Linked DNA regions of Homo sapiens: regions 1, 2, 3, 4 and 6 are each linked to region 5. The links are chromatin contacts, found by Hi-C or POLR2A ChIA-PET in ENCODE. All regions are on one chromosome and are shown on one strand. Each heading gives the region's core, a stretch centred on a gene start or an enhancer-like site at or near the end of the contact. The rest is flanking DNA. Distances are from core to core; before and after follow the strand shown. Region 1 has its middle 53 kb from the start of MYB. Region 2 holds the start of MYB (MYB proto-oncogene, transcription factor). Region 3 has its middle 17 kb from the start of MYB. Region 4 holds the start of HBS1L (HBS1 like translational GTPase). Region 5 overlaps SGK1 (serum/glucocorticoid regulated kinase 1). Region 6 overlaps HBS1L (HBS1 like translational GTPase).

Region 1 (4,409 bases), core at 80-2,579, 890 kb before region 5:
CTGTAATCCCAGCACTTTGGGAGGCTGAGGCGGGTGGATCATGAGGTCAGGAGTTTGAGACCAATCTGGCCAACATAGTGAAACCCTGTCTCTAATAAAAATACAAAAAATTAGCTGGGTATGGTGGTGTTTTTGCCTGTAATCCCAGCTACTCGAGAGGCTGAGGCAGGAGAATCGTGTGAACCTGGAGGTGGAGGTTGCAGTGAGGTGAGATTGCGCCATTACACTCCAGCCTGGGCGACCGTGTGGGCTTGAGACTCTGTCTCAAAAAAAAAAACAAAACAAAAAAAACAAAAAAGGAGTACCTGCCTCATGAGCTTTCTGTGAGGATGAAATGAATTAATGCATGTGTCTTTGAATAGGTTCCTTGGAAAACTGCCTAAGGCAAAAGCTTCTGTGTTAATTTTTTATTAGGGAGTGCAATCCCAGGAGGCAAGAGAGGGGAAAAGGAATGTAAGACAGGAGAGGAGGGAGAGCAAATACAGAGGGTGCATTGCGCTGCTGGCCCGTCTTCCTGATCACTTGGTCTCACAGAACTGCTCCAAGGCTGTATGAAAACATCTAGAAACAGGCCCTCAGAAAGGAGGAAGAGCAAGCTATTCATCTGTCGGCTCCTTCCTGTCTCCTTTCTTTCATAGGTCAAAGTAGACCTATGGAGTTGGAACTCCACCACCTGTAAGAGCTGCATTAGCTGGCCCTCTGGGCAGCTGCTAGGAAAACCAGAATCTCCACAAGGCCAGTCAAGCCAGTGTGCAGGTCCAGTGGTCTCTGTCAGTCACAGCCCTACATGGTGGCTCCTTCCTCTTTAGCTACAGCGGCTACGGCAGCTGTGGCTTCACAGCCACAGGAACAATCTGAGCTGTATTGTTGGAGCCTGGATTCTTCTAGATATTCTCAAACCTAGAAACTAGTTGCTGCTCCCTCAGCAAAGTTTTTTTGTATGTGTTTGAGGGACATATTTGTTTTTGGCTCTGCCTGGTCTCTCTGTCTCCTACACTGTCCTTGAGATCTTCAAATATCTTTTTTTTTTTTTTTTTTGGTCATTTGGAGCTCAACTCAAATGTCACCTTCTCAGAAAGGCCTTCCAATGATGGGTGTAACTTTCCTTGTTCTCAGACATAAAGAGATGCATGTATATCCTTCTTCCCTTAAACTCTTAACCCTGTTTTTAAAATGCATCTACTTTTGTCCCACAGATGAGGACATTTTATATTACAAGAGGAAAAGGCGAGAATCGGGGCCTGCGGCTCACTCTCACACTCTGCAGCCTGGCAGTTCACAGCCAAACCACAAATGGAACTAATGTCTCACTATTGGCTTCCCATCACATCTGACCTATTATGAATCAACCCCCTTTCCCTATCAATGTCAAAACTGGCTTGTTCAGGATGTGAAAAGATGTCATTTCTCTTCCTGTTTCTTTTTCATTCTCTTTAAAACAATTAAGGTTGACTTTGAAGTCTTGGCTTATAGTAAATTTAGTGCTGGCAGTGAAATTTGGAAAGAAAAATCAGCCACTTACAAATATAAAAGATGCTTTTTACTTTATTTCTTTCCACTTCATCTCTCTATGCCTCCCTCCTCATAGAACATGTGTATAGTAACCCCCACCCTGCCACCCTGGGCTACTACAAGCTCAGTTCTTTGTTCCAGGTAATTGTTCCTGGAATGGTTTCTAACCCTCTTTGGTCAACACATGCTAAGTTACTCACAAGGCTCGAGAATTCATATTTTGTGATAAAGATAATGTGTGATTATAAAATAAAAGATCTAATATTTCCATTATAATCACCCTCTAATTTAATTTAGGGTTCTTTCAGGACTTTTTTTTTCTTTTTCTCTGCTTTCTTATTTGATCCACTTCCAAGCAACTTCTGTATAAAGGATAATGGTCAGAACTGACACCTTAACTTAATAAATCCAGAAATAAACACTCTCATAATGGATTGAATTCCTTGGCTTCCATGCAGCACAATCGTCTGTCTGTTAAGCACTCAGTTCTTTTTTAAATTTTTAAAAAATTTTTTATTATTTCAATAATTTTGGGGGACAGGTGGTGTTTGGTTACATGGATAAGTTCTTTAGTGGTGATTTCTGAGATTTTGGTGCACCCATCACCTGAGCAGTGGACACTGTACCCAATGTGTAGTCTTTTATCCCCTACCCCTCTCCCATCCTTCCCCCCAAGTCCCTAGAATCCATTCTATCATTCTTATGCCTTAAGTCCTCATAGCTTAGCTCCCACATATGAGTGAGAACATATGATGTTTGGTTTGCCATTTCTGAGTTACTTCACTTAGAATAATGGTCTTCAACTCCATCCAGGTTGCTGCAAATGCCATTATTATTATTATTATTATTATTATTATTATTATTATTATTTGAGAAGGAGTTCTGCTCTTGTTGCCCGGGCTGGTGTGCAAAGGCATGATCTCAGTTCACCGCAACCTCTGCCTCCTGGGTTCAAGTGATTCTCCTGCCTCAGCCTCCCAAGTAGCTGGAATTACAAGCATGCGCCACTACGCCCAGCTAATTTTGTATTTTTAGTAGAGTCGGTGTTTCTCCATGTTGGTCAGGCTGGTCTCAAACTCCTGACCTCAGGTGATTTGCCCACCTCAGCCTCCCAAAGTGCTGGGATTAGAGACGTGAACCACCGCACCTGGCCTAAATTTCTTTAAGTTGGTTTTCACCTTTCTCTGATGTATCATTGAGTAGCTTAATAATCGACCTTCTGAATTCTTTATCTGACAATTCAGAGATTTCTTCTTGGTTTGGATCCATTGTTGGAGAGCTAGTGTGATCTTTTGGTGGTGTTATAGAACCTTGTTTCATCATATTACCAGAATTACTTTTCTGGTTCCTTCTCATTTAGGTGGACTGTTTCAGCAGAAAGATCTGGAACTCAAGCGCTGCTGCTCAGATTCTTTTGTCCCACATGATGATCCCTTAATATGGTCCCCTCCCCCTTCTCCTAGGGATAGGGCTTCCTGAAAGCCAGACTGCAGTGATTGTTATTGCCCTCCTGGGCCTAGCCACCCAGTAGCACTACTGGCCTTCAGGCTGGTGCTGAAGAGTGTCTGCAAAGAGTCCTGTGATGTGATCTGTCTTCAGTCTCCCAGCTGTGGATACCAGCACCTGCTCTAGTAGAGGTCGCAGGGGAGTGAAGTGTACTCTGGGAGTCCTTGGTGTAGTTTTGTTTAGTGTGCTGGTTTTCTTGAATGCTAGTTATGCTAGCAGTGAAGTTGTCATGTGGATGGACTCAGGACCTCTGGTTAGCCAGAGTGTTGCAGGCAGTGGAATTAGCTGTTGTTTTCTCCTTCTTTGGGACAGGGTTGTTCTGTTTTGAGTTGCTATAATGGCTTAGGTTTGTTGGCCTCCAGTCAGGAAGTGGCACTTTCCATACAGCACCAGCCGCAGTAGTAAAAGGGGGATATAATCTTGCCCTACATTGGCCAGAATGGGTCCTCGGGTGTCCCAGGTGATGGGCAGGGCCATAGAGCTCCCAAGAGCTTATGTCTTTTGTCTTCAGAGTTTTTCAGCTGTCTTGTGGCATTTACAGCAGCAAGCGCTGAACACTCACTTCTATGATGTCTTGACTGTGGTCAACCAGCGTCTGGTTGGACCCGGCCATTGAAGGGAATGCACAACCATGTGAAACAAGTCTCCTCACTTCAGAGCAGCTCCAGTGGTGAGAAAGGTCTTTGAATATTGAGCTGAAATCTACATCCTGTGACCCTGGCCCACTGTACTGGTTCACCTTATGAAACAGTGCTTCCGAAAGCACCCCCTGTGGTTCTCCTGGAAATGAAGTCTTTCCACCCTCCATGTGAGGCCCTTTGCATGACAGTTGGTGGTTGTGGAGCCCAGATCCCTGCTTTCATAAGCTTAAGTTTGAAGATCTGTGCTCCAAAGCTAAAGGGAATAATGAGGCCAATGCTTCTTTTGCATCCTAGTCCTTCAGATAGATGGAGACAGGTTATTGTTATCTCTTTGTTCCTCCATGTCATCTGTTCTCCAAACCGTTTCCCCAATTTTTCCAACTGCCCCTCATAGGAAATAGCTCCAAGTCTTATTCTCTTCAAACTATGTTTTATTATTAGCATTTGTCCTAAAATTTCATACTCAGAACTAAACATAGTGCTCCAACTGTGCCCTGAAAGAGGTTGGGGGGAAGGGTAAAGAATGGAAGTACTAGCCTTCCTTCTTAGAACAGATACCCTATTTCTTATAAGAGAAACCATTGATGAAATTAAACAAATTTCTTGGGTTCAAGATCTTCACTTAGCTATAGAAAATTTGGTCTAGAGAGAAACAGTTTAAATATAACTATGGAACTGCAAAGGAGAATACTGATGGGTTAGCCTGAGCACTGTGTATGGTAAAACCTCACTCATTACTCTGGGTTGCCG
Region 2 (4,809 bases), core at 1,864-4,363, 950 kb before region 5:
TTCCACTGTCAACAGGAGGCACTAAACAACTTCTGAACAAGAACTACAAAAATGTAAAACACGATATGATAAAGCAAAAAAAAAAAAAAAAAAAAAAAGCTATAAAGCCCAGAGGTGTAAGTCTGCATCTTTTGAAAGATTCATAGGGAACTCCTTGGAAAGACCCCAAATGCAGTCCCTTGTGAAATGTGAGAGACACCAAGAAAACCAGAGGAATCTGAAACTGCAGTCATAGATTCAAGTCGAATTAACTTTTCAGGTTTGGCTGGATCTAGAGGTCACATTTTCAGAACTGAGCACATTTTTCAGAGTAGTCATTGAGCACCTCTCTCTCCGCAGCGGTTTAACAACCCAGGAACAAGCAACCTATTCAGCCGCCCGCAGGGGGCAGCCAACGTCAGGTGAGAGCACGGGAATCAACAGGACTAGGGTTCTGGAGGCAAAGGTTCTAGTCTAGCCTCCACCTAGCTGTATGACTTGGACAAATCACTTCCTCTCTCTCAAGACTTCAGTTCCTCGCCTTTACAATAAGGGCTTGCTTGGATCCTATTTCTAAGGTACTTTCCAGCGCTAATACATGACCATGCCATGTCCTTCCGTGCCTCTTAAAAGCTAAGCACAGAGGCAAAGATGTGCAAAACTAAGGTCTTGGGGGCAAGGTGGAGAGTGACTTCTGCAGGACCTGAAGGGGCCAGGACGCAGCAGGGCGAGTCCGGGGCTGCTCACGCGCCCAGCTCCTGAGTTTCCCTGCCAGGCTGGCCACCCAGGCTCGCCTTTGAACTTTGCATGCGATTTGCTTGCTCTAAGTCGTCCTAGAAGCATGATTAATTTCTACTAAGGAACCTGAAATAACTTTTCCTTTATCTGCTCTGACAAGATCTCAGACCCAACAGTCAGAGGATTTTCAAAGGCTGATTTCAGGGTTGATGCACTCGACTCCCCACCTGCTAGACCCGGTGTGGTTACAAGAGTACAACTATGAATGTTACATTCTGTCAAGGAAACAAACCGTGCAAAGAAACGAAAAAGAAAAGAGGTGCTGGGGGTTAGGAAGAGGGAGGGGAGCGGGAGGAAGTGCCTTGTGGCCGCTACTGTGATTCGGAGGGGTTCAAACTCATTTCGCTGACCTGGTTAATATAATCCCTGCCGAGTTGACGCTCGCCCTTGCAAGAAACGGCTCCGAGCCCGCAGTCGGGTTTCTCTTCCCCTGAGGCAGGTTCAAGGCTCCCGCCCCTCCCAGCCGCCTCCCCTCTGGGCTACCTGGAGCCTCAGGGAACCTGCGCGGCCCCGCCCCGCGGGGGCGGCCGAGACCTCGGGGCGCGGAGCCGCTGCCGCGCCTCCTCCCAGCACCCCTGCCCGACTCCCTCCTCCTGCTGCCAGTTTCAGCTCTCGAAAAAAAAAAAAAAAAAAAAAACAGATGACCCCGGTAGCTGTCCTGTGAAGTCCTAAAGGCGAAAAGTGGAGCCCTCGAGGGGCAGCACACCGTCCTGCGCGGCCAGGCTCCGGAGTAGGCATAGGGAGCCCGGAGCTCCCCCAAGTCGCCCTCTCGTCCCCAGAGCCCAACCAAGCCCCGGCGCTGCTCCCCGCCCAGCCCAGCCCGCGGGTGCTGCTGCAGGGTCTCCACCCACGCTCTTTGCAACTTCCCAGCGCCGCGCGGGGACCAGCGCCCGCAGGCTCAACAACAAACCAGTAGGAGAAAATCAAACAATCTAAGGAAAGGCGAATGGATTTGCTTTGCCTCCATGGACTTCGCCTTAGAACTCCTTCGCGAGGGTCTGTCCGGTCACCGCGCCTCGGCCGGGGCGACCTAAGGCGGCTGAAGGAGGGTGCGAGAAGGCGCGGCGACCTCAGCCGCATCCACGTGTGCGCGCCGCGCAGGGACCTTTCGCCTGGGGGCAGAGCCCGCGGGGATCGCGTCCCGGTTGCGCGGCAGCGGCCTTGGGTGCTGCCGGCCTCTGTCCCCTTGAGCCGAGTGGCGACTGCGACGGCTGCCGAGCTAGCCCTGGCACCCGCCGCTCGCAGGGAGCCCCGGCGTGTGCTGCTGGGAAAGTCCAGAGGCCGGTGGAGACTGGGGAACGAGCAACTGACAGTTCGGACGAGGATTTCCCTCCTCCTCCTCCTCTCCCTCTTCCCATCTGTCCGGCCAAAAATGTGAAGGGACTGCACCCATCTTCCCGGCGAGCCTCCCTAAGTGCAGTGACATGTGCGACGGCGGCGCGTGTGGGTGCGCGTGCAATGTTTGCAGTGGAAGTAAAAGCCTTTCAGAGAAAAATGATTCGAACCTCCAAAACCAGGTCTTAAGACAATTTGCAAAAGTAGAGACCCCTTTATCCCCCTAAAATCTGCTTTTCAGCCGCCTGTCAGCTGACACTGGTCCTCGCCTCCATAAAGAATGAATGAAATTTAAATGAACTACCTGCAGCTACTAAACAATCCAGCATTTTCCCTGTATCTGCCATATGCTCTGCACTTCCAAGTCCAAACATATCTCAATGCATCCAGCAATTACGCTGCGGATCCCTCGCCGACACCCGCGGCATCAAGCCAGGCACCTGGTGGGCTCCCCGGGGCTGGTGGGCACCGCTCTGCCCTCGGCTGGAACGTGCTTTCTTTTTCCCCCTAAAGAAAAATGTATCCCCATGCAACTTGCAAAATGAGCCGCAGGGCGTGCTTCCCAACGTCCGGATACATTTCCCGCAAAGACTCTTCCATTCATCAGTCTCTGGAGCGGCTTCTGCTGCCGAGGCAGGGGCTCCAGGTCCTCGGAGGGTCTGACAGCCCCTCAGATGATCCCGGAACGAATTCCCACCTGCTCCCGGGAGCCTGGCGCCCCGCGCGCCCCCGCGCGCCCCCGCCCTCGGCCGCCCGCCCGGCTCCCCGTTACCTGTGCCGGGGTCTTCGGGCCATGGCGCGGCGGGCGCGGGGCTCCGCCGAGAGCCGCGGGGACCGCACCGGGCTGCCGCCTCCCGCTGCCCGCCGCCTGCCTGCGTCCCTCCCCGGCTGCGCAGCGGCGCTCCGCACCGCTGGGGCGAAGTTTCTCAGGAGAAAGAGGAGGAGGAGGTCACGGAGGAGGAGGAGAAGGAGGAGGAGGAAACAGGTTGATATTAAAGTGTAAACTCTGTAAACAGAGATGCCATCAAACAAAGAGCTTTGGACACTCCCCCTCCCGCCAAATCTGGCGCCCCTGCAGTGCGCACGCGCCCTGCCCGCCGCCTCCGCGGTCGCCCTGGCTGCCGCCCGCGGGGCTGCCGGGCTGGCCGGGTCGCCGCTCCCATTCGGCGCTCGCGCCGCCGCGGTGCGCCTAGCGCGCCGCGAGGCCCGGGAGGCGCGCGGGCAGGGAGCCCGGGGCCAGGGAGGGGTGGCCGGGGGCCGCGACGGCGCCTTTTCCTGAGCAAACCCCGCTCCCGGGTCGCGGCGGCGCCGACCCGCGCCCAGTCCCGCCGCCTCCCCTCCTCCCTGGCTGCCGCACCGCGGTCGCCCGGCTCCGCGTGCTCCCGGGCAGCGGGACCAGAGCTCCTCCAGCTCCCACTCACTGTCGCGGGGGCGGCAAGCGGTGGGGGGAAATTCCCGCACAGAAGATTGGATTTTCGTCAAGGTTTACAACTGTGCCCTCTGGAGACGGGGAAATTAGGAGTTGGAGGAGTAGGGGATGTGAGCATATGTATTCATAGGCTGTTTGGCTAGGGTTTTTTTTCCTTCTTCTTAAATAAATAACATCTCTAATTTAACTTGTTAGTGACAAAGGACGCTTCAATACAAGTGGGCGGCAACCATCACCGCTCACTAATGGAGCGCCCCAGCGGAGCTTTCACTCCCCTCCCGGATCCTGCAGCCGCCACCGTCGTATTGTCACATGTCCTTCACTCTCACCCCAGCACACACCCGGGCCCCACCCACCCCGCCCCGCCCGGCCCAGGCGGTGCCCACCGCACACCTTTGCTCCCCTCCCTGCACAGAGCGCGCACCCTGGATTGCACACCTGCAAAAAAAAAAAAAAAAAAAAAAAAAAAAAAAAAATACACGGGGGTCCAGACAGCCCGCCCCTAGCAGAACTCAGGAAACCCCACGTTTGCATGCATGGTTTTAGAAGTAAAACAGTTTGTGATTTTGGAGGTCGGTATCCCTGCTTAGTGTCATTTGAGGGCTCTATTTTACGAGATAAAAGTCAGCAAAGGCTTTCGTGTTGTTTAATGAGGGTCTCCAGAAGTAAAGGAAGAAGATAAGTGCTGAATTTATAAGGATTGATGACTGGGGGGATTTTAGGGGAGTTTTAGTTTTACTTCCGTTTATAGATTAGAACCATTGGGGATTTTTTTTTCATTCTCTGTACACACTAATGTATTTTTCCTTTAATCTTTTAGGAGTTTGAGACTTCTGCTGACTGGGTTTGTGGGTGTCCCATGTGCCCCAGCAGTTCAAACTTAGCTCAGAAAGCATTTTTTCTTACTAAAAAAGCATGTTCTTACTAAAATGAGTCATAATTTTATTAAACGGTGAAGCATGCGAGGTTTCAAGACTATCTGGTGTTTTAGACTTTCTTTAAAATTGTTATATAGTTTAAATCTTTATCAAGTGTTAGTTGCTAGTAAGGTTTTAACATTCCTTTCCTCCTGAGAAGAAAATAACACTGAAACAAAATTATTGTGAGATATTTCGGATCACAATTACAAAGGACAAGGCAAATTAATACTTTTAAAGCCAATATTTATTTCTAGATTCTATAATAATTTTCTTTCTTCACATCAAAAATAAACAAAATCTTTTAAAAATATCTAGAATAAACATCTAGAAACCACCCCTAAAGAAATT
Region 3 (4,595 bases), core at 1,978-4,477, 930 kb before region 5:
TCAGCCTCCTGAGTAGCTGGGACCGCAGATGTGTGCCACCATGCCTGGCTAATTAGTTTTATTTTTTGTAGCAACAGGGTCTCCCTATGTTTGCCCAGGCTGGGCTCAAACTCCTGGGCTCAAGTGATCCTGTCTCCTCAGCCTCCCAAAGTGCTGGGATTATAGGTGTGAGCCACCGTGCACAGCACAATGTTAAGTGTTTTCAGTAGATTGCCCTGAGCAAAGTTACTTTCCCTGTTGTTCTGACACTTAATAACCCTAGGGTGTTGTCAGACTCCTGTTCCAACCATTGCTTTGAATTAAATGACCACATTGATCCATTTGTAACCATTACCTCTTGGTGTACATTAGTTTTTGAGCGGGGGTTTGGTCAAGAATAGGCCCACATGAGACTCTGGAGTAAAAAAATCTCAATTAACCTCATTAGGTAGGTGATAAATCTTAGCAAGTGTATTGCATTTGGTAGCCTTGGAAAGAGGACTTTTTCAGTTTTGCTCTGCCTCTCTAATAAATATAGTACTCATAAATGCATGTTATATTCAACATGTTATAAAGTGCTTTTTAAAAATAATTTCTTCAAAGACATATAGTTTTTTGGCTATCATCGAAGTCTTTAAGAATTGTAGTATTAGATTCTTATTTTCCATGTGGTACATATACACCATGGAATACTATGTGGCCATAAAAAAGAATGAGAGTATGTCCTTTGCAGGGACATGGATGGAACTGGAGGGCATTATCCTTAACAAACTAACATAGAAACAGAAAACCAAATATCACATGTTCTCACTTTTAAGCAGGAGCTAAATGATTAGAACACATGGACACATAAAGGGGAACGATACACACTGGGACCTACCTGAAGGTGGAGGGCTGGAGGAGGAAGAGGAGCAGAAAAAATAACTATTGGGTACTAGGCTTAGTACATGGGTGATGAAATAATCTGTACAACAAACCCCCATGACCCAAGTTTACCTATATAAACCTGCACGCGTACCTGTGAACCTAAAAGTTTTTTAAAAAATAGATTCTTGTTTTCCTTACTGTAAACAATCATGCCAAGGCCTCTTGAACTGCTCTCTGAGAGCAACTACTCACCTAAAAGAGATGAGTGAATCCATTGTGGCATGAGGGACTCCATTGACTGTCCAGTCTCCTGGGAGGAACTCTGCAGCCATGCATGTCATACCAAGAGAGTCGCTCCAGTGATTACTTCCCAGAACAAAGAAAACCTCAGGCCAATATTAGATATCCAATCTTCATGTTGTGTTCCACCTCTATATAGATCTAAGAGAAGCTTGATTTTGAAGGTAGCATCCCATAGCCTAACTGAAGGCTTTGAAATGAGATCGTGGCTTGTCTATCACCAAGTGAAAGAAAGCAACAGATATGTCCAGGAGACTGAGATCCTTCCTCTGAGACTGGCTGCAGCATCTCTCCTCCTGAGATGCTCCATTTAGTGAGTGACAGCATTGGGGGTGACGTTCTTTGGGATTCAGAAAACAAGAACAAGCTCTCCTATTTTCTGTTTTCTCTTCACAGTTCTGCCTGCCTTGCCTAAGGGGAGTTTTTGGAAAGAAACCTCCCTTCTTAGCCACCCTTCTCTTTGAGAATACCAGATAACTCCTGAAGGTGGGGGAATTCAGAACTAAAGACAGAAGCTGACAATCTGGAGCCAGCGGATAGATCTGCAGAGGCTGCATCACCTGGGAGTCAGTGATGGCAACCCTGCAGGATCGGAAAGACAGTGTTACCTCAGGAATATGTTAGGAAATAGAAATATATATAAAATAGTATATGTGTGTATATATATATATGTAATAGTATATGTGTATATATATGTATACATAAAAGTATGTATATATACATAAAATGAACATTCTGAACCTATATGAAAATTAATTGAAGGAAGGAAGGATGGGAAGTAGAAGTAGCAATATTTGCAGTGTTTGTGTACTAAAAGTTGGTCTAATTTCCTGACCAGTGTGTACATTAAAATATTGCCAGTATTCTATGTGGCATGTGATTATCTGCCATGATTTTCTTTCCTTAAAAGTTTTTAGGCTGGGCGCGGTGACTCATTCCTGTAATCTCAGCACTCTGGGAGGCTGAGGTGGGCAGATTACTTGAGGTCAGGAGTTCAAGACCAACCTGGCCAACATGGTGAAACCCCGTCTCTGCTAAAAATACAAAAATTAGCCAGGCATGATGGCGCACACCTGTAATTCCAGCTACTCGGGAGGCTGAGGCAGGAGAATAGCTTGAACCTGGGAGGTGGAGTTTGCAGTGAGCCGAGATCACGCCGCTGCACTCCAGCCTGGGCAACAGAGCGAGACTCCATCTAAATAAATAAATAAACAAATAAATAAATAAACGTTTTTAATTAAGTTCTCACTCTACTTCAGTGCTCCTGATAGAAAACACTCATACAAATTAAAAATTCAATGTATATTTTAGGTCTGTGAGTAGACTTTAGGAGACAAAATTTTATGTAAAATACAATGAATATATTCAAGTTTTCGTTTTTTAAAGGCGAGAGTTTCCATAGCAGTCATTAGATTCATGAAGTTACTGTTGGACCCAAAAAGTGAGGAGTCACTCGTGTCTTATTATGTGCCATTTTGTAGAATCAACCTAATTCTGCCTTACAGAATGAAGCTGAAAGAAGTTCAACTAATTTAAATCTAGTTCTAAACAACTATTTCATCCATAAATGTGAATTTGATGGAACCATAGTCAAGTATGTTATTTGCTACATACAAAGATTGGAGACAAATCTAAGTATTGTATTTTATAATTATTAAAAATTAAATCGTGTAGTTTTCTGCTAAAAGTCAGAAACTTCTAGTTCAAAGAATTTGCTTTTAAAATGTAGTTGTTGATTTCCAAAAAAAGATGAAACCTTGTGTAAGATTTTGGTATAAGAACGTTAATCTTTTCCTCTCCCCAGAAATACACATTAAACTAAAGAGAATCAGAATTCTAGTCATAAGCTTTTATTTTTTGCACTTGAAGAACTGAAAGCTTTCTCTGTTTGTTATTTTCTGAAGGAGGGGGTTTCCTGTGTGTCTTTCTGAAGTTCTGGGGATCCCCTCATCTTTTCAGTCCTAGGCACCTTTTTCTTCATATTGAGCATCCTTTGAACCAATAAGAGTGTCTGTGGCCACGGTATGCCATCCCCTGGCAGAGCGATCTGCGTTTTTTCTTGACTGAATCAGGGTGCTGCCTCCTGGTATAAGGCTTGAGGTATCTCCAAGTGCTGACTGCAGGGCCAGCCTCAGAAGGAGACAGAAACTGACTGATTTGAAGGCATGAAAGACTGGATTCTCAGCTGCACTTATCATATTCATGATGTCTAAATTTCTTTCTTTCTTTTTTTTTTTTTTTTTTTTTTTTTGAGACAGCATCTCATTTTGTCACCCAAGCTGGAGTACAGTGGTGTAATCATGACTGTCTGCAGCCTCGACCTCCTGGGCTCAAGTAATCTTCCCACCTCAGCCTCCTGAGTATCTGGGATTACCAGCGTGAGCCGCCATGCCCAGCCTGAAATTCTATTTTAAAAAATGTACTACTTTGAAGTTTTTCTACTCCTTTTCTTACTATTATTAATCTAATATTTTGGCTAGGGGCATTCGGACATCTATTTACATATAAACGATGAGAAAAGAGGTTGGTTCGTGGGTGCATGAGAACCTAGGAGGGAACAGTTGGGGCGGGTTCAGCATGGGAAGCAGGGAAGTTCTCCCAGCATGAGCTTTGGCTGAGCCTCTTCCAGGAGGAAGAGCCCAGGGCTTGATGCTGCCGCTCCTGCTGCAATGCCAAGAATGGCCACTAGGGAACTGGGCCCACTTGTCAACTTGCCTTCTACCCAAGTTGGTAATAAAAAAAGCCTAAAACCTGCGTCCGTTTTTCAAATCATTGTGGAGTAAAAGATACATATTTCTTTTATGCTGAGATCTGGAACTTTAAAAAATCACAAGTGGTGTTTTAAATGTATTATTAATGCAGAACACTTTATTATAGTTCAATAAAGAATTCTATGTCTCCATTACACAGACTAATGACACCTCCAGACATAGTTATAGTAATTTTCCCAGCTGATACAGTTTAATTAATGATATAAGGACATAATTACATGTTTCAGTGATCTTTCACATATTTACAGGAACTGCTGTAACTAGCTTAATTAGAGTAATTACGTAAATAGCTGATAATGCACAACAAATTACAGGAAAAAATCTTCTATAGTTTGGTGTGTTCAATTTCTAAGCAAGCTTATAGAAGGAAAACATTTACATCTTGGGATAAAATGTAAGACTATGTGGCCTCTAAATTTTGTTGTTCCTAACCCAGCAGAACATAACTGTTGGAGGTTTAACAGTTAACTTGTCTTCCTTTTGTAGTTCTGTTGCAGACCTCATGTCAGTTGTTGGTTGTGTTCTATGAAATTGCTCATTCTGCTTTGCCACTGGCTGAAGTTTCATGATGAGTTTTTTTGTCATGTTGGGTAGTTATTATATTGCACTCACTGAGAACTGGAAAGGGCGCTTAGGGAAAAGGTTGACAAATCTCACACCTCTTTTTCATTTCCTTTC
Region 4 (4,542 bases), core at 640-3,139, 820 kb before region 5:
GACAATTACAGTGGAGTGGAAGCTGCCATTTGTATTTTAATAACACAATTTTTTTGGGGGGGTGCAGAGTCTCACTCTGTCTCCAGGCTGGAGTGCAGTGGCACAATCTTAGCTCACTGCAACCTCTGCCTCCCGGGTTCAAGCGATTCTCCTGCCTCAGCCTCCCGAGTAGCTAGGACTATAGGCACGCGCCACCATGCCTAGCTAATTTTTGTATTTTTAGTAGACAGGGAGTTTCACCATGTTGGCCAGAATGGTCTTGATCTCTTGACCTCATGATCCGCCTGCTTCAGCCTCCCAAAGTGTTGGGATCACAGGAGTCAGCCACCGCGCCCGGCCAATAACACAATATTTTTAAGCACCTACTATGATCTGTGATAAATCCTCTTATACGGATACATTATTCACAGCTCGCGAGTTAGTGTCTCTATCTCCTTTTTACAAAGAAACAGGCTGCAAAATAAAAATTACCTAAGGGTGTAAAATAATAAAAACACTTAAGCCATGTAACATTAGCAACTATCTCTATTTTTCTGTAAACTTTTATTTTGGAGCCACATTAAACAACTATTTTTGTAGTCAAACACATTCAAATGCATGAATAAATTACGTTCCAAGCCACTTACAAATATAAACTAAATTTGGATTACTCTTATTTCTTTCTATTGTGCATAGCAAAAAGCTGAGGAAGCTTTTAATTATCTCTAGAACTCAACATTTGCCTTTGATGTGAAGTATCATCATTTCAAAAACACAAGCTAAAACTGAAGTGGTGTTCAGTATAATGAGGTTGGTTTCTTATATAGCATTATTAACTTTATGTTCTGAGAAATGAGGACATTTAATAGCAGGTTATAGATTCATGCATCAACAACATTCAGCATTACCACCTAAGGCCAGTGCTATGTCTAAAAAGCTATATTTAATACTCGCAATGTTACACACAATTATGTCTTCAATGAATGTTCAGTGAATCCTTCTTTATGATGCTGATAAATATCGTCTATATAGCTAAAATCGTTTACATAGCTAAGGGCAAATCGCTGTTTACTAGGGATAGTAATGCCGAACGGAGTGAATACATGAAGTCGTAAATTATATGAATGCAGGGTGACCTAATATAGCCAGGGTCTCAATTTAATAATATATACCCGTTTAAAAATAGCCTTATTTCCTTCTCTAAAGCTTGGACTCTTTTTTTTTTTGAGATAAGGTCTCACTCACTTTGTCGCCCGGGCTGGAATGGAGAGGCCCGATCTCAGCTCACTGCAGCCTCGACCGCCTGGGCTCAGGGGATCCTCCCACCTCAGCCTCTTCAGTAGCTGGGACTACAGGTCTGCACCACAGGGCCGGCTAGTGTTTGTATTTTTTGTAGAGACGGAGCCTCGCTATGTTGCTCAGGCTGGTCTCGAACACCTGAGTTCAAGCGATCCGCCCTCCTAGGCTTCCCAAAGTGCTGGGATTACAGGAAGGAGCCACCGCACCGGCCTGGGCTAAATCTGATTCCAAGTTTACACAAGTTTGTTGAATGCCCACTGTGTGCTTAATGAAAGATCAAAGTTTGATAAAACAAGGTCCCTGCTCTTACTGAGCGCATAGCTTTCTCAGATTATCAGGAACCAAATTTGGAAAATAATCCAGAACGCTGGCGTAGGTAGCTCAAGGTTCCCCGCTTGCAACATTTAGTCCAAACCAGTCAATTCTAGGCGGCGGATTTCCCCATCCCCCTCCGTCGCCCAACCTTTGGGTGGGGCCACTCCCAAACGCTCCCTCCCCTCGTCCCGCCATGCACAGCAGTGCGCATGCGCCCTCAGGGAGGCGGACAGTGACCCTGAGGCATTGCCGTCGCGCGGTGCACAGCTAAGACGTCGCGCTTGCGCAGGCGCTCGGCGCAGAGGCCTGCGGGAAGCCAAGATGGCGCATAGGGGTTCTCCAGGCTGCAGTTGGCGCCTTATCAGTATCTAAGCGGAGTGTTTTGGAAGGAGTTAAGGGGCTGTGGCAAACGCCCTCTCCGCCGTCATGGCCCGGCATCGGAATGTTCGAGGCTATAACTACGATGAAGGTAGGTGGCAGGGTCATGCCGGGACGTTCTTTTCCCGGCTACAGCTGGGATCCTAGCCCGTTGGCATCCACTTCAATCTGTGAGTTTCTCGTCAGTGTTGCCCTGTCGGGATTGGGAGAGCCCCAGTTGGGGAATATAACAGGCCTTCTAGTGCTTTCAAATGCCGTCGTTTTTAAGTCATGATTTCTGCCCTCTGGGGTTGATTTTATTTGGGGAGGGGGAGGTGCTGCATAGCGTCATATGGGTAGGATATTGGTGAGGTTGAGATCCGGTGATATTTAGGCACGTAAGCATTATCACCTCTTCCATTGTTTCCTCCCATGTTGGGCACTAACGTGCCTGCTTCTAGCTCCTCTCTCCCAGATCCCCTTTGAGAAATGTCCATGAAACGTTGCTTATTTGTAAAACACAGATTGACTTAATACATTCAACGGACGTGTACCTGTGTTAGATTTACATGGTAAACCTTTTGTGTATGTCCATACATACCTAGTGCAGAATCAGTTTGCGCTAATTTATTTTTCAACGAATTTCAAAGTGGAAACTTAGGAGACGGTAGAAAAGACACATGTTAAAAAGGCCCAAAGAATGAGTCGATCAGATGGATCTTGAAGTTTATACTTAGTTCTTGGCTGGTAATGCTTGATATAAATGTATTTTGAAATGTAAATAAACGGCAGTACTAGAGGAAAGAGTGTATAGGAAAGGACTTTTTGATATTAAAAAATGAAATAAAAATGTCTGTATGAATGTTCTGTAGGAGTTAACAGGAGTTAGAATTATTTTTAGGAGGAGCACATCCCTCTTCATGCAGTAGATAACTATAGGCATCACCAAGCATCACATAAACTAAAAATATAAACAAAAATGAACTAATGCAGGAGAAGAATAAAGAACTATGCTTTACGAAGTGCAGAACATGTAGTGCTTAATATGTTGGTGATTGTCATTGGCACCCCAGTAGATTATTATAGAACATCAGTATGCTTTAACTAGAGTGAGGGCAGCTAACACCCTGTTCTCCATTTGGAACCTGTGACCTCAGTCCGTCTAGAACATGTGAATTTTCTGGTGGTTACTTTAGAATGGAGGCCCTTTTAAATAAATATTGCAGTGGATGGTATTGCATGTGGACCATTGTCACCTAAGAAATGACTTTAGATTGAGAGAGATTTTTGCAAATATAAAGTACATGAATAGGCCTATTTATTATTCATTCATTTCTTTAATAGTTGTTTATCATTTCCTCAACCACCATTAAGTTAGTGCTTAGAGTACTGTTCTAAGCTTTGAGGACTGAAAGTAAGATATTTGAGGGTGGTCTAAAAGGAGAAGATTATACGAGTTACAGATTATTAGAGTATGAAAAATGCTACAAAAGGTACTGAGAAAACGCTATGGGAGGGATACACAGATGAGAACACTTAATTCAGAATGGATTGGGGGGAATTTAAGCAGGATTTCTACGTTAAGGAATGCTTCATGGAGGAGAGGTGGTTGGCCTCAGGGAGCACCTTGGCTTCTTGAGGTTAGGTTGTCATGTTGTCATGCTTCTTTGAAACAATTGGTGACATCATAACCAAGCTGTTCCTGTAACATTAAGGAGGTTCATCCCCTTTTCTTGTTTATAAAAGTTGTACTCATTAAGGTCCAGTTTATTTCTCTTCTTCCCAGTTAGGCTTTCTCTTGAATTCTCAGAATAATAATTTAAAAATTCTGTTAAGAAATATAACCTCATTAGAGAGAGTTTGTGTTCTAAAACCTACTGGTTCCGCTACTTAACTCCCACTTTGTTTTTCTCTGTAATTTATGTAATACTTTACATGACTGCCTCAGTCACTGATTTAAAAGTCTCAGGAAGGCAAAATCCATACTTTAAGTAGCTGGCACAATGTTCTTTACATGTGGTAAATATTTCATAATTTTGTTGATTGAGGAAACAAACTATGAAGATTGCAGGAAAGAATTCTCTTCATCTTTATATGTTGTGGCACTTTAGGGTCAACTTCAGCATTGACAAACTGACCTAGTAAAAAAGAGTTTTTTTTCTTTTTTTTTTTTTTTTAAGAGACAGGATCGCACTTTGTTGGTTGGCCAAGCTGGAGTGCGAGTGCAGTGGCATGATCATAGCTCTCTGTAACCTCCAACTCCTGGGCTCAAGCAATCCTCGTGCCTCAGCCTCCCGAGTAGCTAGGTCTACAGGCATGTGCCCCCATGCCCGGTTAATTTTTTATTTTAGTAGAGACAGCATCCGGCTGTGTTGCCCAAGCGAGATCCTCCCTCCTCGGCTTCCCAAAGTACTGGAATTACAGGTGTGAGCCACGATGCCTGGCCTATTGTTGTCTTCAATATCTAAAAATACTTTGTTTGTGAATGGCCCCTTGTTTATTTGCAAATAAATTTTTATTAACTTGGGATTGTGATCTAATAATTTATTTAATCATATATGTTTTTGCCCAATAGTAGCATTTATCTAATTT
Region 5 (4,185 bases), core at 82-2,581:
TGACCTCAAGTGATCTGCCTGCCTTGGCCTCCCAAAGTGCTGGGATTACAGGCATGAGCCACTGTGTCCAGCGTTATTTTATGAAAATAAACCAGTGAAAATTAATTTCAGGCCAGGCACAGTGGCTCATGACTGTAATCTTAGCACGTTGGGAGGCCAGAGTGGGTAGATCACCTGGGCTCAGGAGTTTGAGACCAGCCTGGGCAACATGGTGAAATCCTGTCTCTACCAAAAATGCAAAAAAATTAGCCGGGCATGGTGGCATGTGCCAGCAGTCCTAGCTGTTTGGGAGGCTAAGGTAGGAGGATCGCTTGAGCCCCAGAGGCAGAGGTTGCAGTGAGCTGAGATCGCGCCACTGCATTCCAAACTGGGTGACGGAGTGAGACCCCATCTCAAAAAAAAAAAAAAGAAAAAGAAAAAGAAAATTAATTTCAAAAGTGGAATGTATTCACCCAACAATGTGTTCATTTATAAATAATACAGCAGCAACCTTGGGGATGATTGTTGTGGATGTTTTGATGTTTGGATATAATGTTAGTGGGAGACACAGGAAAATTTAAAATAGCAGTGATGGCTTCTATCTGAATCCCATTAACACTTGCGAGTTCATAGCCTCTTGATTTTTTGAGAAGGGGAGAATTGGAGCTCAACAGGTAGCAAACCATTTCATTCTGCAATTAGTCTGTCTAAAGAAAAAGGCTTTAACATTCAATGCTAGAATAAGGCTATTTTAGACATTTGAATTGCTGGCAAGACACCCCAAATTAGTCATCCCTTAATGGTTGTGTGTGGGTCTGTGTGTGTGTGTGTTTAAAATTCATTATTTACTTATTTATTTTTGAGATAGAGTCTCGGTCTGTCATCCAGGCTGGAGTGCAGTGGGGAGATTGTTGTTCTTTGCAGCCTCAACCTCAAAGACTCAGGTGATCCTCCCATCTCAGCCTCCCAAGTAGCTGGGGCTACAGGCACGTGTCACCATGCCCAGCTAATTTTTGTATTTTTTGTAGAGACGGAGTTTCGCCATCTTGCCCAGGCTGGTCTTGAACTCCTGGGCTCAAGCAATTCGCCCACCTCAGCTTCCCAAAAGTGCTTACAGGCGTGATCTACCAGCCTCCCTTAATGTTTTTTAAAACCACTTATTTAGGGCTATTGGTGAAAACAACAAATGAAGCATAGAGGCAATTACAGGAAGAGAAAGTACCCAATATTATGTAAAATGTGTTAGTACTGAGTCATATGTAAATTTGTGTTTAACTTCCTCACTCTTAAATTCTAGTTCCTGGAATCCCCCTCCTTCATAACTGACTCACAGTCTATTTTGGGACAAACCTGCCAATACTACAATCCCTTTACTGTACATTAAAATATATACAGAAAAGTCAAGAACTAATAGAATCATCAAACAATACCAACTAAGGGACCTCACCCACCTGTGAGGATGGAGCATGTGGCCTCAAAATCAGGGCTGACCTAAACTCTCCATGGTTGGAGTCACGTTTCCTAAGGCTGTGTTTGAAAAAAAAAATTAGTTAATTAGAAATACCTTGTTCACAGTTTAATGCTTGATCTTGTTCCTTATCTAAAATATCTATGGCCAGGTGCGGCGGCTCACACCTATAATCCCAGCACTTTGGGAGACCGAGGAGAGAGGATCACCTGAGGTCAGGAGTTTGAGACCAGCCTGGCCAAAATGGTGAAACCCCTTCTCTACCAAAAATACAAAAAAAATTAGCCAGGCATGGTGGTGCATGCCTGTAGTCCCAGCTACTCGAGAGGCTGAGGCAGGAGAATCACTTGAACCCTGGAGGTGGAGGTTGCAGTGAGCCGAGCTCGTGCCATTGCCCTGCAGCCTGGGCAACAGGAGGGAAACTGTCTCAAAAATAAATAAATAAATAAATAAATAAATAAATAAATAAATAAATAAAAATATCTATTTTTTCCACTTCCTCCTTGTCAAAACTTCTCTAAATTTTTAATAATAAATTTTATTATTTTAAAGTAATCTCATTATTTTTTTCTAAACAGGGTTTGAAGTTACATTTTCATCTTGATTCTAGTTGCTTCCTCCCCCCGCTTTCTTTACTATGTTCCAGTAATTTGATTTCAGAGTTGGCATTAACTCCCTGAATTCAGGAAGATATTCCCCAAGGACCTGAATCTTAGCCCTGGAAGCGATGTGAAAGCTTACATAGCACATCTCTCACCTTCAGTCAGAGCCATACAAAGAAGCTGCTATCTTATTATTCATGGCTTTAGAAAAGACTGCTCAACCTCCACCTGCATCTTATTTTGACATTTAGTTAGCTTTACTGTGTCGAACAAAGCCATTATGCTACACACCAAGCCTGTTTCCCTTGTTTTATACTCAGCGATGATAACCAACCCTGTCTGTATATAAAGCTCTCTATAAATTCATAGACTGTCTTCTTCAATTGTCATTTGGTCTTCTCTTCAAGAAAATTAATTATGTCTTGTTTGCCTCTCCTCATTGGTCTTTTTTTCCAATACTTGACTCATTTTGCCATCCTTGGAGCTGTCTTCTAAATAATTTCCAAGTTTTCCAATTAGTCTTATTTATTTATCTATTTATAAGATGGAGTTTCACTCTTGTTGCCCAGAATGGAGTGCAATGGCGCAATCTCAACTCACTGCAACCTCCACCTCCCAGGTTCAAGCCATTCTCCTGCCTCAGCCTCCTGAGTAGCTGGGATTACAGGCATGCATCACCACACCTGGCTAATTTTGTATTTTTAGTGGAGATGGGGTTTCACCATGTTGGCCAGACTGGTCTCAAACTCTTGACCTCAGGTGATCCACCCGCCCCGGCCTCCCAAATACTGGGATTACAGGCATGAGCCACCACACCCGGCCCTCCAATTAGTCTTTAAACGTGAATTCCAGAAGTTCACATTTCTGAGCACCATTAATTTGAGATCACTTAACAGCTCCTTCACATCATACTCTCATTACACTTACTATTTTTAAGTTGGTCTTTTTGTCTCTCCTTCTAGTTACAAGCTAGAAATGTATTGGTTTTTTATTTGTATTTTATTTTCTCTTTTTTGAAATAGAGCCTTGCTCTCTTGCCCAGGCTGGAGTGCAGTGGCACGATCTTGGCTCACTGCAGCCTCTGTCTCTGGGGTTCAAGCGATTCTCCTGCCTCAGCCTCCTGAGTAGTTGGGATTACAGGCACATGCCACCACACCAGGCTAATTTTTTGTATTTTTAGTAGAGATGGGGTTTCACCATGTTGGCCAGGCTAATCTTGAACTTCTGATCACTCAGGTGATCTGCCTGCCTCGGCCTCCTAGAGTGATGGAATCACAGGCGTGAGCCACCACTCTTGGCCAGAAATACATTGGTTTTTTAAAATGTTCTATTATTAAAACAATTTTTTCTTGCTTAAATTTGGACTTGTTTTGAATACAACTGCTTGGTTTCAGAAAAGGGTGTCTATAAAGAATAAAGGTTATTTTACTATGACACTGATGTATTTCTCTAAATTCAAAGATGAATTTCTAGAAATTTATAACTACAACTAAAATAGGTTTTTGTTCCTCTATTTAATATTTTTTTCTAATATTTTTCCTCTGTTTAATCTTGGATGGATTTTCCAGTTCTGTGTTTTTCCAGCAAATTTCTGGCCAAAAAAAAAAAGAATCAGAATCTAGTAGAATAACCATGCCAATTTAGTTTGGCATCAGTGTGATTAGGAATAAATTTAGAGTCTTTAGGAATGTTTTGGCCTATTTCTGCATGAATTATATTTAAATCCCATATTTATTGCTTTTTTCTTCTTTTTCTTTTTGGAAAGCAGGGTGAAAATGATTACAACATATGCAAGTATGCAATTTCGAGTTCGTTAATACCTCTATGAGGGTTCAGGCCTTCAAAATGGTAGCTGAAGATAACCGTGTCTGGCATATTCAGTATTGGTCTTTGACAAGTTCAACATAGTGCTGCCCTGGCATGTGGATTTTCATTTACTTTGGGAGAAAGTTATTGGGGAAACTAGTCAATAGAAATAATGATTGATGCTCATGGGACCTAAAGGAGAATCCTCAGAAGGGAACTTTGACACTACCTGTTCCTCTTTACCCAGTGACGCAACATGAACCATCTCTTGAACTAGTATGAGAGAGCTTTATTTTTGCAAAAGTCCAGAGAAACTCTACCAGAACACCA
Region 6 (4,692 bases), core at 691-3,190, 780 kb before region 5:
CAGGTTCCCCATTGGAAGTAAAAATTGTAGTAAACGGAAACTTTCTCTTTGTTAAGCAGAAAATGAACTAACTGCTAGGCTTTAACTATGTATATTAGGACATTCTGAAATGCAAACATTAAACCTAATCAGAATAATTGGTTTTAACATTAACTGTTATTCAGAAGTATCTGAGTAGATGTTAATGATGGTTAACCTCACTTAAACTCACAAAATCGTGATCTGGACAAAGCATTAATATTTTTAGAGGGGCTGGGCATGGTGACTCCGGCCTGTAATCCCAGCACTTTGGGAGGCCAAGGTGGGCGGATCACCTGAGGTTGGGAGTTCGAGACCAGCCTGGCCAACATGGTGAAACCGCATCTCTTCTAAAATACAAAAATTAGCCGGGCATGGTGGCAGGCACTTGTAATTCCTAGGTACTTGGGAGGCTGAGGCAGGAGAATCTCTTGAACCCAGGAAGGCGGAGGTTGCAGTGAGCTGAGATCATGCCACTGCACTCCAGCCTGGGCAACAGAACAAGACTCCGTCTGGAAAAAAAAAAAAAAAAAAAGGCTGGGCTCGTTAGCTCATGCCTATAATCCCAGCACTTTGGGAGGCTGAGGTGGGTGGATTGCTTGAGCTCAGGAGTTCAAGACCAGCCTGGGCAACACAGCGAAACCCCATGTCTACTAAAATACAAAACAATTAGCTGGGCGTGATGGCGTGTGCCTGTAGTCCCAGCTACTGGGGAGGCTGAGGCAGGAGAATTGCTTGAACCCGGGAGGCAGAGGTTGCAGTGAGCCAAGATCACGCTACTGCACTCCAGCCTGGGCAACAGAACGAGACTCTGTCCCCCAAGAAAAATAAATAAATCAGTATGTGTGTGTATATTTACATTTAGAGGCACTTTGTTGGCAGTTTTTGTATACATTCAACTTCAAAATCACCCTGCTTCAGTTACCTTGGGAATACCACTTCCATGAGGTCCTGAGATTTAGAGGACAGAGAGTGGAAAGGGGAGGGTGCCGTGGAAGCAACCTAGAGAACACCAGAGCGAGAACTCCACTAATCAGCCATGTGAACTTTGGAATCTCACTTAAATTTTCATCTGTAAAATGATGGACAAGACCAAATGACCTCTAACATATGGCTCTCCAACTGTATGATATGTGAATCTCAATTCTATGTAAGGATTCTATGAGGAAGGTAAATACTTGTTTTCAGCCTCCCTCTCTATTGAGTATTAAGAGTTCCTTCATTGGCTGCCTTCTCATTCTTCATTTTCGATAAGCAATCTAGGTCTTGAATTGCTTCATGTGTTTTAATGTTGGTAAACATTCCTGTAAACCTGATTATCCAACTGTTTTCTATGGATTTCTATCTGTATGTCTGGGTTGTTTTTTGTTTATTTGATTTTTTGAGACAGGGTCTTGCTCTGCCGCTCAGGGTGGAGTACAGTGGCATGATCTTGGCTCACTGCAACCTCCGCCTCCCGGGCTCAAGCAATCCATCTTCCTCAGCCTCCCGAGTACCTAGGACTACAGGCGTGTACCACTATGCCCAGCTAATTTTTTTGTGGTTTTTTTTTTTTTTTTTTTTTTTGTAGAGACAGTTTCTCCGTGTTGCCCAGGCTGGTCTTGAACTCCTGGGCTCAGGTGATCTGCCCACCTCAGTCTCCCAAGGTGATGGGATTACAGGCATGAGCCACTGTAGCCGGCCTCTATCTGTATGTCTTAAAGGAATCTCTGACCAAATGTGTCTATATTCATGAACAGTGTCTAGGTTAGAGTCATAGCAGTCATTGAGGTTCCTATGTTTTGCCTTCCTAAGATTTAATTAATCTCCATGTTCTATTAATGTATTGACTCTCATGTCTGTTCCTTCTTACTCATTTCCGGTACTATAGTACTTGTTCAGCTGCAGTCACAGTGGTTGTGGTCTCCTAGAAACTTATCTTAATTTCTCTGTCTCTTTTTTTCGTTTCATCTTATCGTACTGTTCATCACATCTGTTAGAATGAAAGCTATCTAAAAACAGTCTGTCACTCACCTTTGTGTCCTCAGTGCCAAGAACATGCTATAATTTAACCTGAAAAACTCTGAAGATCCAAGATCGTATCTAGGCAGTCTTTCATAAAATAAAATTTTTGGTGACAGTTTCTGCTTAGGAGGAGGAAGCAGAGTTCCTTTATGGACTGTTGTAATTTTGTGCTGAATGAAAGGAGTAAGAGAAATAAGATTCTGACCAGCAGACTTCTCTTAGTTTCCTGGAAGGTATTTCCTGTTTGTTCATGGCATCACCATCTACCCTTTCTTTCTTGGCAGAAAATCTGAGGACTGTCCTTTCTCTCATCTCCTCTGTTCATTCAGATATCAAGGATTCATGATTTTACCTTGTACACTTGTCCCTTGTTTCCTTGGGTTTCGGCTCTGGTACCCCCCTCCATCAAGCATCTGCTGATGCTTAAATCCCTGATATAAAATGTCATCGTATTTGCATATAACCTATGCATATCTTCCTGTATACTTCTACATCATCTGTAGATTACTTTTTTAAATTACCATTACATGAAAAGGAATCTAGATTATAAGTAATCTAGATACCAAATACTATGTAAATAGTAGTTAAATACTTATTTGTAAATTTTTTCAAATATTTTCAATTTGTGTTTGGTCTAATCCATGGATGCAGAACCCAAGGATATGAAGGTCTGACTGTAATATCTTTTAAAGTAAAGTCTCTTAAATATTCCTTTCTCTATCTCCATTGCTCTTAGATCACTGTAGAATTTCTTACATGTATTTGTACAACAATCTTCTAACTGCTTTCCTTTCAATCTTGCCTCCACAATCCATTTTCTATTCTGGGGTCAGAGTAAGTTTTAAAAGTATGATATGTTTCTCCAACGCTTAAATTCCTTCAGTGGCTCTTATGTTTCAAGATCAAGTGAAATATTAGACATGGTTCTAAATGAGTTACCTGCTTTTCTAATCTTATGTCTCACCACATTCTTGGGTCTGTTTATTTCAGTACCTAGCTCAGTGTCACACAGTTGGCATTTCTCGCCTTCCCTTCATGAATGAATATGTGATAGGTAGAGAGTAATTTGTGTTTGTAAATGTCCTGGTATCACATGAGAAAAAGAAGTTGGCATTTTGGTGACTGGCAGAGACCCACGGACTGTGTGCTTTCATATGTGCCAGTCATTACATGTACTTTACATGTATTGGCTCATTTAATTCTCAGTTCTCCTAACATCTTTGTTAGGCAGATACTATTATTTTATGGACGAGGAAACTAGGCATAGAGAAAAGTTGAGTGATTCACTTGAGGTCATGCAGTGGCAAGGCCTGGCTTCAAACTCAGGTTGTGTTGCAGCAGAGTCTATGTCTTATCTACTAACCTAACTGGCTGGTGAATTGGAGGCATTTGGTGTGGAAAGCTTGTTGGGATTCTCCTTTGAGGGTATGAAAAGTATGCATGTAACTTTATATGTGCTTTATTCTGTTGGTAATTACCTCAGAGGCTCTCAGTAAATCTTTGTGAAATGAATCTAAGAGTCTTTCTTCATACATTGCTGGAGTTGGCCTCTGTGATTCATGCATTACCAAGAAGCCATGGCTTCCTTCTGTTAATAATCACAAATCTTGGCACAATAAAATTAAAGTATAATTTTCATGAAAGTAGTGGCTTTTGCATGAAACATGGAAATAGATGAGCCATGGCCATGCATGTGAGAAAACAAGAGTGTTTATGTCAGGGATTTTCAGTCTGTTTATGGGAGTTTGCAAGGAAGAGGTGGATCTTGAGGGGTAAATTGCGGTCGTGTTAAAGACTAAATTTACAAGTAGATTTTTTCTGTACAGAGCTACAGAGTATATTTTATTAGCTGAGATGATGAAAACCCTAGTGGACAGAAGTAGAACATGGTTTGAGGAGCTAGAGATAGAAAGCAGAGACACCATATCAGATACTACAGGCACAAGTCATTTTTATTATAAAAATAATATACAGTCATTGTAGCATAGAAGTATATAAAGTTTGAATTGAAAAGTCAACTTCTCTCTTGCCTACTGTCACTCCCTAGAAGTAATCACTTTAAAAAGCATGCACTTTTTAATGCCGGTTGCATAGTGATATGATATAGGACCATTGCTATATTATATTTTAGTTGTTTTTTTCTACTTCATGTGTCATAGTTATCTTTTCATACATGTAGGTCTTCTAATTCTATATCTGTAGCATACTATTCCATTGTTTGGATACATCATAACCATTCCCTTATGTACATCTACAATTTTTTGTCATTACATATGGTAACACAGTGAACAATATCATTCATATACTGTTGCACATTAGTGTTAATGTTTCTATAGGCCATATTCTCAGAAGTATGGTGTACATAGCAACATTTTTTTTTTCCCCTTTCCTCTGCCACACCTTTGACTTGTGTTTATTGACCTGGCCCATTTATTGTTCACTTTCTTTTTCTGAGGAGTTTTTTTCTCACTAGTTTGTAGGAACTCCTTTTTTTTTTTTTTTTTTTTTAAGACAAGTTTCGCTCTTGTCACCTGGGCTGGAGTGCAATGGCACAATCTTGGCTCACTTCAACCTCCGCCTCCTGGGTTCAAGTGATTCTCCTGCCTCAGCCTCCCGAGTAGCTGAGATTACAGGTGCGTGCCACCACGTCTGGCTAATTTTTGTATTTTT

The links. Hi-C counts contacts between places; a loop is a spot of excess contacts on that map. ChIA-PET counts read pairs that join two places held with the same protein, here RNA polymerase II (POLR2A). Pooled maps may share reads with other maps.
Region 1: a pooled map shows a loop between it and region 5 (2.6-fold over the local background). The contact joins two enhancer-like sites. A Hi-C loop is called at or near these places in 2 of 37 single-sample maps with no recorded cell type and 9 of 50 pooled maps. POLR2A ChIA-PET finds 5 or more read pairs at or near these places in 1 of 52 experiments (CD4-positive, alpha-beta T cell).
Region 2: a map of CD8-positive, alpha-beta T cell shows a loop between it and region 5 (6-fold over the local background). The contact joins the promoter of MYB here to the enhancer-like site in region 5. A Hi-C loop is called at or near these places in 3 of 168 maps with a recorded cell type or tissue (B cell, CD8-positive, alpha-beta T cell and naive thymus-derived CD4-positive, alpha-beta T cell), 7 of 37 single-sample maps with no recorded cell type and 13 of 50 pooled maps. POLR2A ChIA-PET finds 5 or more read pairs at or near these places in 1 of 52 experiments (GM12878).
Region 3: a loop to region 5 is called in a pooled map, with 3 times the contacts of the local background. The contact joins two enhancer-like sites. A Hi-C loop is called at or near these places in 1 of 168 maps with a recorded cell type or tissue (CD8-positive, alpha-beta T cell), 1 of 37 single-sample maps with no recorded cell type and 7 of 50 pooled maps. POLR2A ChIA-PET finds 5 or more read pairs at or near these places in 1 of 52 experiments (T-cell).
Region 4: a loop to region 5 is called in a pooled map, with 2.4 times the contacts of the local background. The contact joins the promoter of HBS1L here to the enhancer-like site in region 5. A Hi-C loop is called at or near these places in 7 of 50 pooled maps. POLR2A ChIA-PET finds 5 or more read pairs at or near these places in 2 of 52 experiments (H1 and naive thymus-derived CD8-positive, alpha-beta T cell).
Region 6: a loop to region 5 is called in a pooled map, with 3 times the contacts of the local background. The contact joins two enhancer-like sites. A Hi-C loop is called at or near these places in 12 of 37 single-sample maps with no recorded cell type and 7 of 50 pooled maps. POLR2A ChIA-PET finds 5 or more read pairs at or near these places in 2 of 52 experiments (B cell and activated B cell).

The regions. Positions count from the first base shown.
Region 1 is chr6:135,125,636-135,130,044 of GRCh38, reverse strand. No RefSeq gene overlaps it. Among named protein-coding and RNA genes, the nearest start is that of MYB, 53 kb to the left of the region's middle. Within about 2 kb of position 1,329, at least 3 of the 41 ENCODE cell types and tissues checked have a DNase peak (open chromatin) inside an H3K27ac peak, as active enhancers do.
Region 2 is chr6:135,179,612-135,184,420 of GRCh38, reverse strand. MYB (MYB proto-oncogene, transcription factor) reads right to left here and starts at 3,113. Exons shown (of 16, transcript NM_001130173.2): 1 at 2,885-3,113. The coding sequence starts at 2,907. RefSeq lists enhancers at 76-255, 566-785 and silencers at 1,866-1,945, 2,995-3,044, 3,105-3,324, 3,395-3,444, 3,885-3,994 and 2 more.
Region 3 is chr6:135,162,088-135,166,682 of GRCh38, reverse strand. No RefSeq gene overlaps it. Among named protein-coding and RNA genes, the nearest start is that of MYB, 17 kb to the left of the region's middle. RefSeq lists an enhancer at 3,248-3,317. Within about 2 kb of position 3,227, at least 3 of the 41 ENCODE cell types and tissues checked have a DNase peak (open chromatin) inside an H3K27ac peak, as active enhancers do.
Region 4 is chr6:135,052,169-135,056,710 of GRCh38, reverse strand. HBS1L (HBS1 like translational GTPase) reads left to right here and starts at 1,889. Exons shown (of 18, transcript NM_006620.4): 1 at 1,889-2,062. The coding sequence starts at 2,020. It overlaps LOC124901405 (a long non-coding RNA gene), which reads right to left and starts at 1,818. Exons shown (of 2, transcript XR_007059775.1): 1 at 1,225-1,818. RefSeq lists an enhancer at 1,681-1,730.
Region 5 is chr6:134,233,282-134,237,466 of GRCh38, reverse strand. The region is part of intron 2 of SGK1 (serum/glucocorticoid regulated kinase 1); the gene reads left to right. Among named protein-coding and RNA genes, the nearest start is that of SGK1, 83 kb to the left of the region's middle. RefSeq lists enhancers at 987-1,036, 1,177-1,466, 1,507-1,666. Within about 2 kb of position 1,331, at least 8 of the 41 ENCODE cell types and tissues checked have a DNase peak (open chromatin) inside an H3K27ac peak, as active enhancers do; they include B cell and GM12878, where a contact is called at or near this core.
Region 6 is chr6:135,011,744-135,016,435 of GRCh38, reverse strand. The region is part of intron 4 of HBS1L (HBS1 like translational GTPase); the gene reads left to right. Among named protein-coding and RNA genes, the nearest start is that of MIR3662, 35 kb to the right of the region's middle. Within about 2 kb of position 1,940, at least 3 of the 41 ENCODE cell types and tissues checked have a DNase peak (open chromatin) inside an H3K27ac peak, as active enhancers do.